Regions from separate parts of the Homo sapiens genome. Here region 1 is linked to region 2. A link is a contact called in ENCODE Hi-C data. All regions are on one chromosome and are shown on one strand. Each heading gives the region's core, a stretch centred on a gene start or an enhancer-like site at or near the end of the contact. The rest is flanking DNA. Distances are from core to core; before and after follow the strand shown. Region 1 has its middle 40 kb from the start of LINC00524. Region 2 has its middle 98 kb from the start of EVL.

What was found. Hi-C counts contacts between places; a loop is a spot of excess contacts on that map. Pooled maps may share reads with other maps.
Region 1: a pooled map of ovary shows a loop between it and region 2 (6-fold over the local background). The contact joins two enhancer-like sites. A Hi-C loop is called at or near these places in 1 of 50 pooled maps.

What each region holds. Positions count from the first base shown.
Region 1 is chr14:101,365,719-101,371,009 of GRCh38, forward strand. No RefSeq gene overlaps it. Among named protein-coding and RNA genes, the nearest start is that of LINC00524, 40 kb to the right of the region's middle. Within about 2 kb of position 3,638, at least 3 of the 41 ENCODE cell types and tissues checked have a DNase peak (open chromatin) inside an H3K27ac peak, as active enhancers do.
Region 2 is chr14:99,964,424-99,969,749 of GRCh38, forward strand. It overlaps the pseudogene VDAC3P1. Among named protein-coding and RNA genes, the nearest start is that of EVL, 98 kb to the right of the region's middle. RefSeq lists an enhancer at 3,582-4,191 and a silencer at 4,249-4,543. Within about 2 kb of position 2,733, at least 3 of the 41 ENCODE cell types and tissues checked have a DNase peak (open chromatin) inside an H3K27ac peak, as active enhancers do.

The DNA.
Region 1 (5,291 bases), core at 2,388-4,887, 1.4 Mb after region 2:
GAAACAGGCCTGCACCACACCAGCCGCCAGGAGCTCTGTCTGCATTCCTGGAGTCGGAAGCCACCAAGAGGCAGGGCCCGGGCTTCAAGACAACGGCTCCTTACCCTCCGCATCCTAGACTCTCCTCCTCACACAGCACAGAGGCGTTTGAGCTACCTGGGACCAGCAGGTAGCTGTGCCTGCCAGCCCTCAGGGCCCTGACACAAACCCCAGCCAGCAATGTGCCTCTTTTGTAAGAGGGGACTTCCCAAAGAGCCTCCCATCCCTTCAGTCCTGATGCCTAGTCATGCCAAGATCCCAGGACGAGGGGGGTGCGGAGGCTGTTTGGAGTCTGTGTGACAACCCAAGCGTGACCCCCAGAATTGCAGCTGAGTGGCTGTGTGACAACCCAAGCGTGACCCCCAGAATTGCAGCTGAGTGGCTGTGTGACAACCCAAGCGTGATCCCCAGAATTGCAGCTGAGTGGCTGTGTGACAACCCAAGCGTGATCCCCAGAATTGCAGCTGAGTGGCTGTGTGACCCTGGCACGTGGCTGATGTCCTCATCTCATGTGGCAGGACGAGTAGATGCACACACGGTTGAAAGTTGGTCATTTCAAGGCCAGGGGCAGTGGCTCACACCTGTAATCCTAGCACTTTGGGAGGCCGAGGCGGGTAGATCACCTTAGGTCAGGAGCTCAAGACCAGCCTGGCCAACATGGCGAAACCCCATCTCTACTAAAAATACAAAAATTAGCCAGGTACAGTGGCAGGCACCTATAATTCCAGCTACTCAGGAGGCTGAGGCATGAGAATGGCTTGAACCAGCGAGGCGGAGGTTGCAGTGAGCTGAGATCACGCCACTGCACTCCAGCCTGGGCGACAGAGTGAGACTTCATCTCAAAAAAAAAAAGTTGGTCATTTCAGAAAGAGTGGACTACAGATCAAATCCAGTAGAGTTCCCCCCTCTAGACCTCACCTAAGTCAAATTTGCAGACACAGAGGGCGATTGGTGTCTCTCAGGAGCAGAGGGAGGGGAGGATGAGTTAATGTTAACAGAGAGAGTGTCAGTTTGGGAAGACGAAACATTCTGGAGATGCGTGGTGGAACGTATGTGTACTTAACGCCACTGTACTGTACACTGAGAATGGGCAAAATGGTAAATCCCATGTTAGATATATTGCACCACAACAAAAAACTCAAAACAAAGAAAGGGTGGACTACACTTATATATAAACACGACCTTGTTTGCAGAATTTAATTCATAATATATATAAACTGTGTAAAAATTGCATAAACATATTTAAAGTTTTAAACATAACAAAAACAATAACAAAGATTGAGAAGCTGGGTGGTGTCGGGGCGAGTCTGAGCCAAACCTCGTCTTTTCTAGTGTGTTTTGTTGGGGGGTACACAAATGGGTTTAAACAGCTAAATCAGCACCCAGGACAAATATTTCAATTAGCGCTATGGGAGAAACTCATCAGAAGAATTGAGCCCAGAGTGGCGTGGGGCTGGAGTAGGGTGGGAGAACTGGCGTCACCCCTTATACCTTCCTGCAGTATATAGCTAACATTTGATGATTACTAAATCATGTCTGCACATCACTTCACAATAACTTCAAACAGCTGCGATTCAATCACCCATGAAACGAGCTAAAACTTTCTCCAACAGAGACTTTAAAATCTTCAGGCAACTAACTTCTCTTCCAGGTGTTCCTGGTCTTGGCTTCCTGAGTTTGAACCTACAGATGTTTCTGACTTGAACTGGGTCCCCCACCGGGTTTGCAGCCTCAGGGGAACGGAGGACACAGTTTCCTTATCCCTCTGGGTGCCTTGTGTCCTCACCCTCTCCACCTCGCCATCCCTCTCCCCTCCGCATCGACTCCTCCTCACTCTCCAAGACACAGCTCTTGGGGAAGGAGGGCTGTAGCCCCAGCAGGATCCAGTCCCCTGGCTCCAGCCCCAGCAGGAGAAGCCCTGGGGAAGTGCAAAGGCAAACAGGAGTTTGCACACACACAGCCTAGGGAGCACAAGGCAGCCCCCGCTGCTGGGAGCCAGGAGGATGGAGGCCAGCCTCAGAGGATGAAAGCAGAGGTGTGGAGAAGAAGAGCGGGTGAGGGGAGGGCTCCGGGAGCTGATGGAAAGAGAGCCTGCTCCTGTGGCTCTCCAGACCCTCCCTTGCCCAACCCCCCTCCTCCTCCTTCCAGCCCCTACCTCCCCCTCCGCACTGCCTCCATGGGCACAGCAGGCATGCGATTAATATGCACAGCCAACTGAGGCCTGTGGCACCGTCCTGTGTCTCTGTGACTGGACAGTTGCCATCACACTGGACGCGGGGCGGTCCACGCTGCTGTGGGGCCTGCTTAGTGTGTGCCCACGGAGGGTCAGGGCATCTGTCCAAATCCGTCTCACACTGTGCCCTGGGTTCCACGTGGAGGGCGAGCGGGTTTCTCCAGCACCCCTCGTGCACATCAGTGTTCTGTGCTGATCCCTGCTGGGCAGTTTTATGCCCCGGTTGCCATTGGGTGGGCACGTGGCTGTCCTTAGTGTAGCAATGACTCTGAATTCTTCGGTACGATCACAGGAGCCATACACAGCTTCCTGCCCACAGGGAGCTCCTGGACATGGGGAGGCAGACGCCAAGGCAGCAGGCATGGCCCAGTAAACAGAGGGAAGTGACGGGGCTGGGCATGAACACAGGCGGAATTTGGGAAGCCTCTGTGACGATGCACTTTTAGTGGTCAGTGTCCCTCTGCTGCGCCCCTTGGTCAAATATCTAATGACGTGCACATGCATAGGGCATGAAATCATAAAACCAGACAGGGCTGTGGGATGCCCATATACAAGCCAACTTCCTTTCTTCACAAATAAGCTCAACACATGTGCTCAGAATGCTTATGTGGCCCGGCCCCAGGTAGAAAGCTGGTGAGGACCACGGCCTTAGACACACATTTACATATAAACCACTGTGTGCGGAGACAGGCTCTTCTCTTCTCTATTTTCCCTGAGGCAGGGACTGGGACCCTTAATTATACGTAAGAAAAATGGAAGGTGCAGGCACCGCCCTTGCTTACCTCTGTCCTAAGGGCTGGTGTGGGGAGCAGCACTCACCCCACTGCCTGCCTCCCTCCTGGGCCTTCGGTGCCCAGCAGTTGTTCCAGTTGAGAACCAGAAACATTTTGTCACACAAACACCACATGGTCCCCTGTCTTAATCCGTTCCTACTGCTGTAACAAAACATCTTGGGATGGGTGATTTCTAAATCATTGGTATTTATTTATCACCATTCTGGAGACTGCAAAGTCCAAGATGAAGGCACTGGCAGAGGCAGCATCTGGAGGGGCTTGCTCTCTGCTTCCGAGGTGGCGCTTGTCCCAGGTCCTCACGGACGAAGGGGCGGAAGAGACAATCAGGCTCCCTGGAGCCGTTTCATAAGGGTACTGATGCCATTCGTGAGAGTGGAGCCCTGAGGACCTAATCACTTTCTAAAGGCCCCATCTCGTAAGACTATTGCATTGGGGATTAAGTTTCAACATGAATTTTGGAGAGACACAAACATTCTAGCCATAGCACCCTCTAAACTCAGAGTTGGGTGCCTCTAATTTTCCTTACAGCAAGCATTGCCTGTGGACACTTACCAAGTGGCCAGCTGGCCAGAGAACTCATGCGCCAGCCAAGAAGGTCCGTGAAGAGGGCCTCGTGAACCCCCAGGGAACAGCCGCCAATGGCAAGACTTTTTCTGCATCCCCGCCCGGTGGACTCTGTCAGGCCTCACCCTCCTCACCCTCTGGCTTCATGCTGTTCCCTGGCAGTGGTGTTTTTTTGTTGTTGCATTCTTTCTTCCCAGCATTTAAGGATGAATTAAATTCTTTTCCTTTTTTTCCTGATGCAAAATAATAACAACCCAGAAAGGAAAAAAAAAATCCAGCTGATGAAAACTCCTGATGTGTCTAATAAATCTTTTCAAAGCATATTTGGAATTGGCCAGTCCAGTCGGGCACAGGACATGCTGCATTGGGGTGAGCGGCGGCCAGGCCGAGAGAAGGTGGCCCGTGGCGTGGCTGGGCCCGGAGTCCAGTTCTGCCACTTAGATCCGTATGGCCTTAAGCACACCCCTTATGTTTTGGGATCTCAGTTTTCCTCACTTGTAAAATGGAAATACCCATGGCCACCTCCCAGGCGGTGGTGAGGATGAAACACCCCGTGCATTGTAGGCCTCCGTTATAATCACAACCTCTGCCCGCTAGTAAGTCCCAGTGAATGAGGCCACCAAAGCATCCTCAAAGCCTGGAATTAAGAATGCGTCAGAGATGACCTGCAGGGCATGTACTTGTATCCCTGATTTGCAAATAACTCAACTGCGCCTCAAAGAGGTTCAGAAACAAGCCCAAGGCCACAAAATCAGAGAGTCTGAAACCACAGCCTCCTGCTTGGAAGCCAGCAATCTTTCCACGTCAGCTCGTCCTCGCCACCACATGAATTTCCTTTCTCCATAAGCCTTAAAGGAGCAGGAAAGGACTCACCGGGATGCCATTTCTTCCTCCTTCATCGCCCTCTCCCAGACCTCATCCAGAACCACACCAGGCTTCCTGCGGCCACTCTGAGAAGGACCAGGGCTCCCGGGGATGCTAGGGAGGAAGGCACCCAGCACTGGTTTCCTTTCTCCATCTCCAAGGTCACAACACTGGCCATGCCCTCTGCCAGCAACCCGGTCCCTGGCAGGTGTTGAGAAACAGGCGCTCTTGGTTGGGAGAAGCCAGGGAAGGGGCCTCCAGGCCCCAGCCTAGCACATACCAGGCGTTTCTCTTCATTCTCACTGCCGCCTGGGGCCGCGTGGCTGAGACTGTGCCCTCGCGTAGGGTTCCCATTTGGGCATTAGCTTCAGGGAGCACAGGACCAGGGCAAAATATTCAGCTTCTCTGTGCCTTGGTTTCTTCATAAAATGGGAATAAGGTAAGACCAGCCTTCTACAGTCTTGTAAAGGTTAAAGAATGATGCACACTGCTGGGTCCAAGACCTAAATCAGTGCTCAGATGTGCTGCAAGCTCTGTGGAGGAATGCAATCACCGGTACCATGACTTTGGTCTATGGCCCACCATCGGGTCCTCAGCCAGCCCCACGGAAGGGGCCCTGTTTTCTCTTGTGTAAGGGAGGACAGTCATACACACTCTGCCCACTTCAGAGTTGTTATAAGAATGACATTAAATCATGTCACGCGAGAGCTCATGTAAGTTCACACATCTATTTGTGCAGTCACCAAACACAGGCTGAGAGCCTACTGTGCATCAGGCACCATGCTAGGCACGGGGGA
Region 2 (5,326 bases), core at 1,483-3,982:
TGTTTCAACTAGAAGGTCAGAGGCAAAAAAAAGCTTGTGGGAGACAGGCCCTTGGGGGTGGAGGTCTTTGATTTCATAAGAACCTGAGAAAGATTTTTCTAAGATATGTGTAACACACCAACTTACTGTGACCTGGGAAAGGCTGCTGAGGATGTCTTCAACAAAGGATATGGCTTTGGCATGGGGAAGATAGACCTGAAAACCAAGTCCTGTAGTGCAGTGGAATTTTCTACTTCTGGTCATGCTTACACTGATACAGGGAAAGCATCAGGCAACCTAGAACCCGAATGTAAGGTCTGTAACTATGGACTTACCTTCACTCAAAAACGGAACACAGACAATACTCTTGGGACAGAAATCTCTTTGGAGAATAAGTTGGCTAAAGGGTTGAAACTGAGTCTTGATACCATATTGGTACCAAACACAGGAAAGAAGAGTGGGGAATTGAAGGCCTCCTATAAATGGGATTGTTTTAGTGTTGGCAGTAATGTTGATCTAGATTTTTCCGGACCAACCATCTATGGCTGGGCTGTGTTGGTCTTTGAAGGGTGGCTTGCCGGCTATCAGATGAGTTTTGACACAGCCAAATCCAAATTGTCACAGAATAATTTCGCCCTGGGTTACGAGGCTGCAGACTTCCAGCTGCACACACATGTGACCGATGGCACTGAATTTGGAGGTTCTATCTACCAGAAGGTTAATGGGATTGAAATGTCAATAAACCTTGCTTGGACGGCTGGAGTAACAACACCCATTTTGGCATTGCTACTAAGTACAAGCTGGATTGTAGAACTTCTCTCTCTGCTAAAGTAAATAATGCCAGCCTGATTGGACTGGGTTATACTCAGACCCTTCGACCCGGAGTCAAATTGACCCTTTATCAGCTTTAATCGATGGAAACAACTTCAGTGCAGGAGGTCACAAGGTTGGCTTGGCGTTTGAACTGCAAGCTTAATGTGGTTTGAGGAAAGCATCAGATTTGTCCCTGGAAGTGAAGAGAAATGAACCCACCATGTTTTGGCCCTACAATCCTTCTGTGAAATTTCAAAAGTGTGAACTTTTTACTCTTCCAAAAAATTGTAATCCTCCCCACACTGAAGTCTAGGGGTTGTGAGTCCCTCCTGAGGGGAGGCGCTGGAAAGCATGCCTGGAAGCTGTCCTGTTTGTGCCACGTTTCGGTTCAGTTCTGCAGTGTTATTAAATGTGTTCCTCGGCGACAGTGTGGTGTCATGTTAGAGGAGACGATCTGAACCTCCAGTTTGTACCTCGTGTCCTGCATGTTCACACCATTTTTTTCATGACTCTGTAATATATTGGTCTCTGTGCTATTGTGGAATCTTTGATTTTGCATCAGAGTAAAATAAAATAAACCCATCACATTTGGAACATAAAAAAAAAAAAACAAGCTAAGTCTGATTAAGCTGTGTGGGCCCCAGTACCTTCAAGGCCTGTCTCCTGTGGTACCAGAGTGATTATTTCTATCTTATCTCCTTTACAGCTTGGTCTGGAGTGCTGCCTTAGACTCTCTGATGAATCTATTCAAACAGCTGCCTCTGTTACCTTGACTCGTCTCAGATTTTGTCGACCCGAGGCAGGTCCTGGCACTAGGAATGTTAGATTCTATTATTTTGACTTGCTCCAGGTTAGGGAGAAGCCCATGCAAGGCTTCTACTGACCGTATGCTTTATTTGTAGCTTTGATGTCTGGGCACCGATTGCCCTAGGTTTAACTATTTGCTCAGTGTTAAGGCAGCGCTGTGGAAATCTGTGTAACTGGGGTGCTGTGCAGGCCTGTCTGTCGACTGTCATACAGGCCCGTCTGTGTGATTGTCAGGGAGAATTGGCCTGCCACAGTTGTGACAGACCACATGGCTTTGAAAAAGCCAAAACTATTTACCAGCTGGTCCTTTGCAGAAAGTGTACTGACCCTTGTTCTGCAGGAGTGTCTTTTGTTTTTCACTGCCTCTAATTAATTTCTTAATTTTGAAATAATGTATTTTCTATTCTCAAGATTTTTTTGTTTGTTTTCCAATTGCTCTTAGGCAAGATCTTCTTGACTCTCCTCATCACTTCTCTACGATTCCCTCCTTTAGACATGCCACATTCTGACTGCGCAGCCTGGCGGGAAGACCGTGCCTCCCTGGGTGGGGAGGCTGCAGCCTTTAAACTTCCCAACACCCCGACCCCTGACACGTCTGCTCGCATTCGGATGCCCGGGCCTCCCGGCCTCCTTGCGAATGAAGTGCCGGCGGCTCCCACAAAGGCCTGGCTGCCACAGTCCCCACGGTAATTGCGAGACAGCAGGCAGGAGAAGTGAGCGGGAAGTTTCTTCCCCAAAGCTGATGGTGAACGGGCCCCCAAGCTGGGACCCGATGACTAGCTGGGAGTGAGGAGAGATTTTGGCTTTCCTAGGTGTGAGCTGGATGGGGCTTCCCTTCCCAGTGGCCTCAGGGCTCCTGGGAAGGGGCACGGGCTCCAGGGGGACCCTTAGGCCTCTCTAGGATGGCTGGCTGGTTGTCCCAGGCATGTACTTGGCTTAGTTTTCTTCTTCAATTAAGTGGAGACATTAAGTTCCCATAAAGTGGGAACACTCAGACTTGGCTGCAGAACAGCAGGCCTGCTCCCGCCCAGCCCTGTGACACAGCCAGGTGGGAGCAGGTCCCTGGAGAAACTCCAGCCAGCCTGCCCACTGAGGGGGAGCCTCGGGAAGTTCACAAGGTTTGCAGCAGGGAGGAGCCTGGCCCCTCCCCTTCCTGCGTGGAACCCGGGATTCCGACTGCCAGGCCGGGCGGGAAGCGCTCTAGCGGAGGGACTCTGGCCTTGCGAGAGGAAAACCAGAAAATTCTGTCATGGGGCTCTGGAACCCCCATGCTCACCCGCTCCCGCCCTGGGGAGTATACTTCTGCTGTCAATAAATCTCTGCTTTTATTGCTTCATTCTTTCCTTGCTTTGTTTGTGTGTTTTGTCCAGTTCTTTGTTCAAGATGCGAAGAACCTGGACACCCTCCACCGGTAACACTAGGTCCTCCTTTCTCCTTGCAAACAGTGGCACTAAGAAGTTGCCCTCCACAAGACAGGTAGCAAAGATTTTCCCCCAGCCCCGTCTGGCCACGCTTCTTATTGATGGGTCCAGATCTCTAAGTCACCCCAGCAGAAGGCTGGAGTGCTCCCCGGTATGACTATAGGGCCCTCATCCCAGAGTCACCCCTCCTGCCTTCAAAGCCAGTAAAACATGATCTTAGGGAAATCACTTTTGAGTGGGGGAGCCCGAGAGAGGTGAAATTAAAATAAGCTCCAGGCCGGGCACGGTGGCGCACACCTGTAATCGCAGCACTGTGGGAGGCCAAGGTGGGTGGATCACCTGAGGTCAGGAGTTCAAGACCAGCCTGGCCAACATGGCGAACCCCCATCTCTGCTAAAAATAAAAAAATTAAGCTGAGTGGGCATGGTGGCGGGAGGCTGAGGCACCAGAATTGCTAGAACCAAAAAAAAAAAAGCTCCAGCTTTGACCCACAGGCCATCTTCAAGGTGTGGAAGCCAAAATGGACCAGAAGTAATTTCTATTTCCTGCCAGATAGAACACAAGCAGGAGCCGTAGTTGCCAAAAATGCCCGCGCACACAGGCTAGTGGTCTCTGACCCTCCCAGGGCACTGCTTGGGTTGGAATGGCGGCGCTCACGCAGGATTCCTTCAATTCTGCACTGTCACAAGCCCACAGGGCTGGAGAGGCTGGCAGCACAAAGAGGAATGAGACTCGCTTGCTGGTCTCATGAAGTTCACAGCCTAGTTGGGGAGCCTGCAAGTAAGAAGACAATCCCGATGCAGGAGGGCAGGCGTGTGACCCCGAAACAGTGTAGAGAAGGAGCCTGCAGCCTGTGGTGGGGGAGGGTGGTGCTGAGCGGTCCAGGAGAGACCTGACACATAGCAGGATTGAAGATGATTTGCCAGGCAGGCTGAGGCAGTGAGCAGGGCAGGAGAGGAGGCAGACACGTGCCGAGGAGCGCAAGGCACATTAAACGAATGGATGAATGAAGGAAAACTAGCCATGCTGTGTTTAAGGAAAACAACTGCTGGTAATAACTGAGTTGGGCAATGAAATTAATGGTGTGAATGAAAAAGGGGTACAGGGTCACAGGTGGTCCCCCAAACCCCTGAGACATCTGTGGTTGTCTAAGCGTGCTTTACTTTGGATTCTGGCATGCATTTGTAACTCACTTATGCTGGTTAATGTGAACCAGACATGGTCTCATTGGTGAATCATCGAAAGCAACTGTGTTTCTTTCCATTATTTGTGGTGAGTTTCGTTTTGGCAAACACTAAGCAATGGAGAAGATGGTCCATGGAGCTGGCTCCTCAGCAGTGACCCCAGGGCTGGAAAAACTTCAAGAACTGGGCAGGCAGTCCAAGGCCTTGGAGTCTGCAGAAATACATGCTCATTTGGCTCTTATTCCAGTCACCTGTGTGACCTCCTGGGGCCTCAGTTTCATCACCCTCTGGACAAGTAGGTTGGATGAGATGCCCTTTGAAGACTTGCTAGCTCTGTTATCTGTGACTCTGTGACTATCCTGAACCCAACAAACAGCCAAAATCATCTTTCCTGCCTCCCTTACAAATGGAAATTCCAGCCCAGGAGCGCTTGGAGGCATGGGTCGTCAGCCTGGCTGAGTGTCCTGCACCCACACACATCAGATGTCATGAAATCACTGACTCTGGCAAGGAAACTTTCCAAATCCTAGGACTGGTGACCTCCAGAAATAAGTCATTCGGGGGAGCCACATGTCCAAATGTTAATTTTCTTTTTATCAGAAGAATGGAAAACATGAATTCATGTACTTTTAAGGAATAAAGCCTTTGTTCAGAAAATGCAAAACGTGCCAAATAGACTGTGGTTTCAAATTATGTTTCGTTAAGGAAGAGGGGAGGGGAGGCGAGGGGGAGGGTACTGAAGAAGGGCAGAAAAGGCCTTTCTCGGGATCTACTTTGTGTGGACATCGGCATCTCATCTGAGCCTCAGCAGCACCTGCCAGATGGGCTTTAGGATTCCCACCTGCCAGAGGAGGAATGGAGGTCAGAGAGGTGTGAGCTGGAGGATTAACACAAGGAGCCTCTGACTCCCCAAGCATCCCAGGGTCTGTCAGACAAAGACCAATGCCCACTCAGGTGGAAGCAGGGCACAGGATAGGATGTGAGTGGTCCCAATCTGTCGTCTCTCAGCTCCTCCTGCAGCTCATGAAGCCCTCTGATGAACAAACATCAGCTGCAAGAAACAACCTCTCCAGGAGCAAGACGGTAACAACTTGTCAGACTTCAGGGCAGCAGGGAAAATAC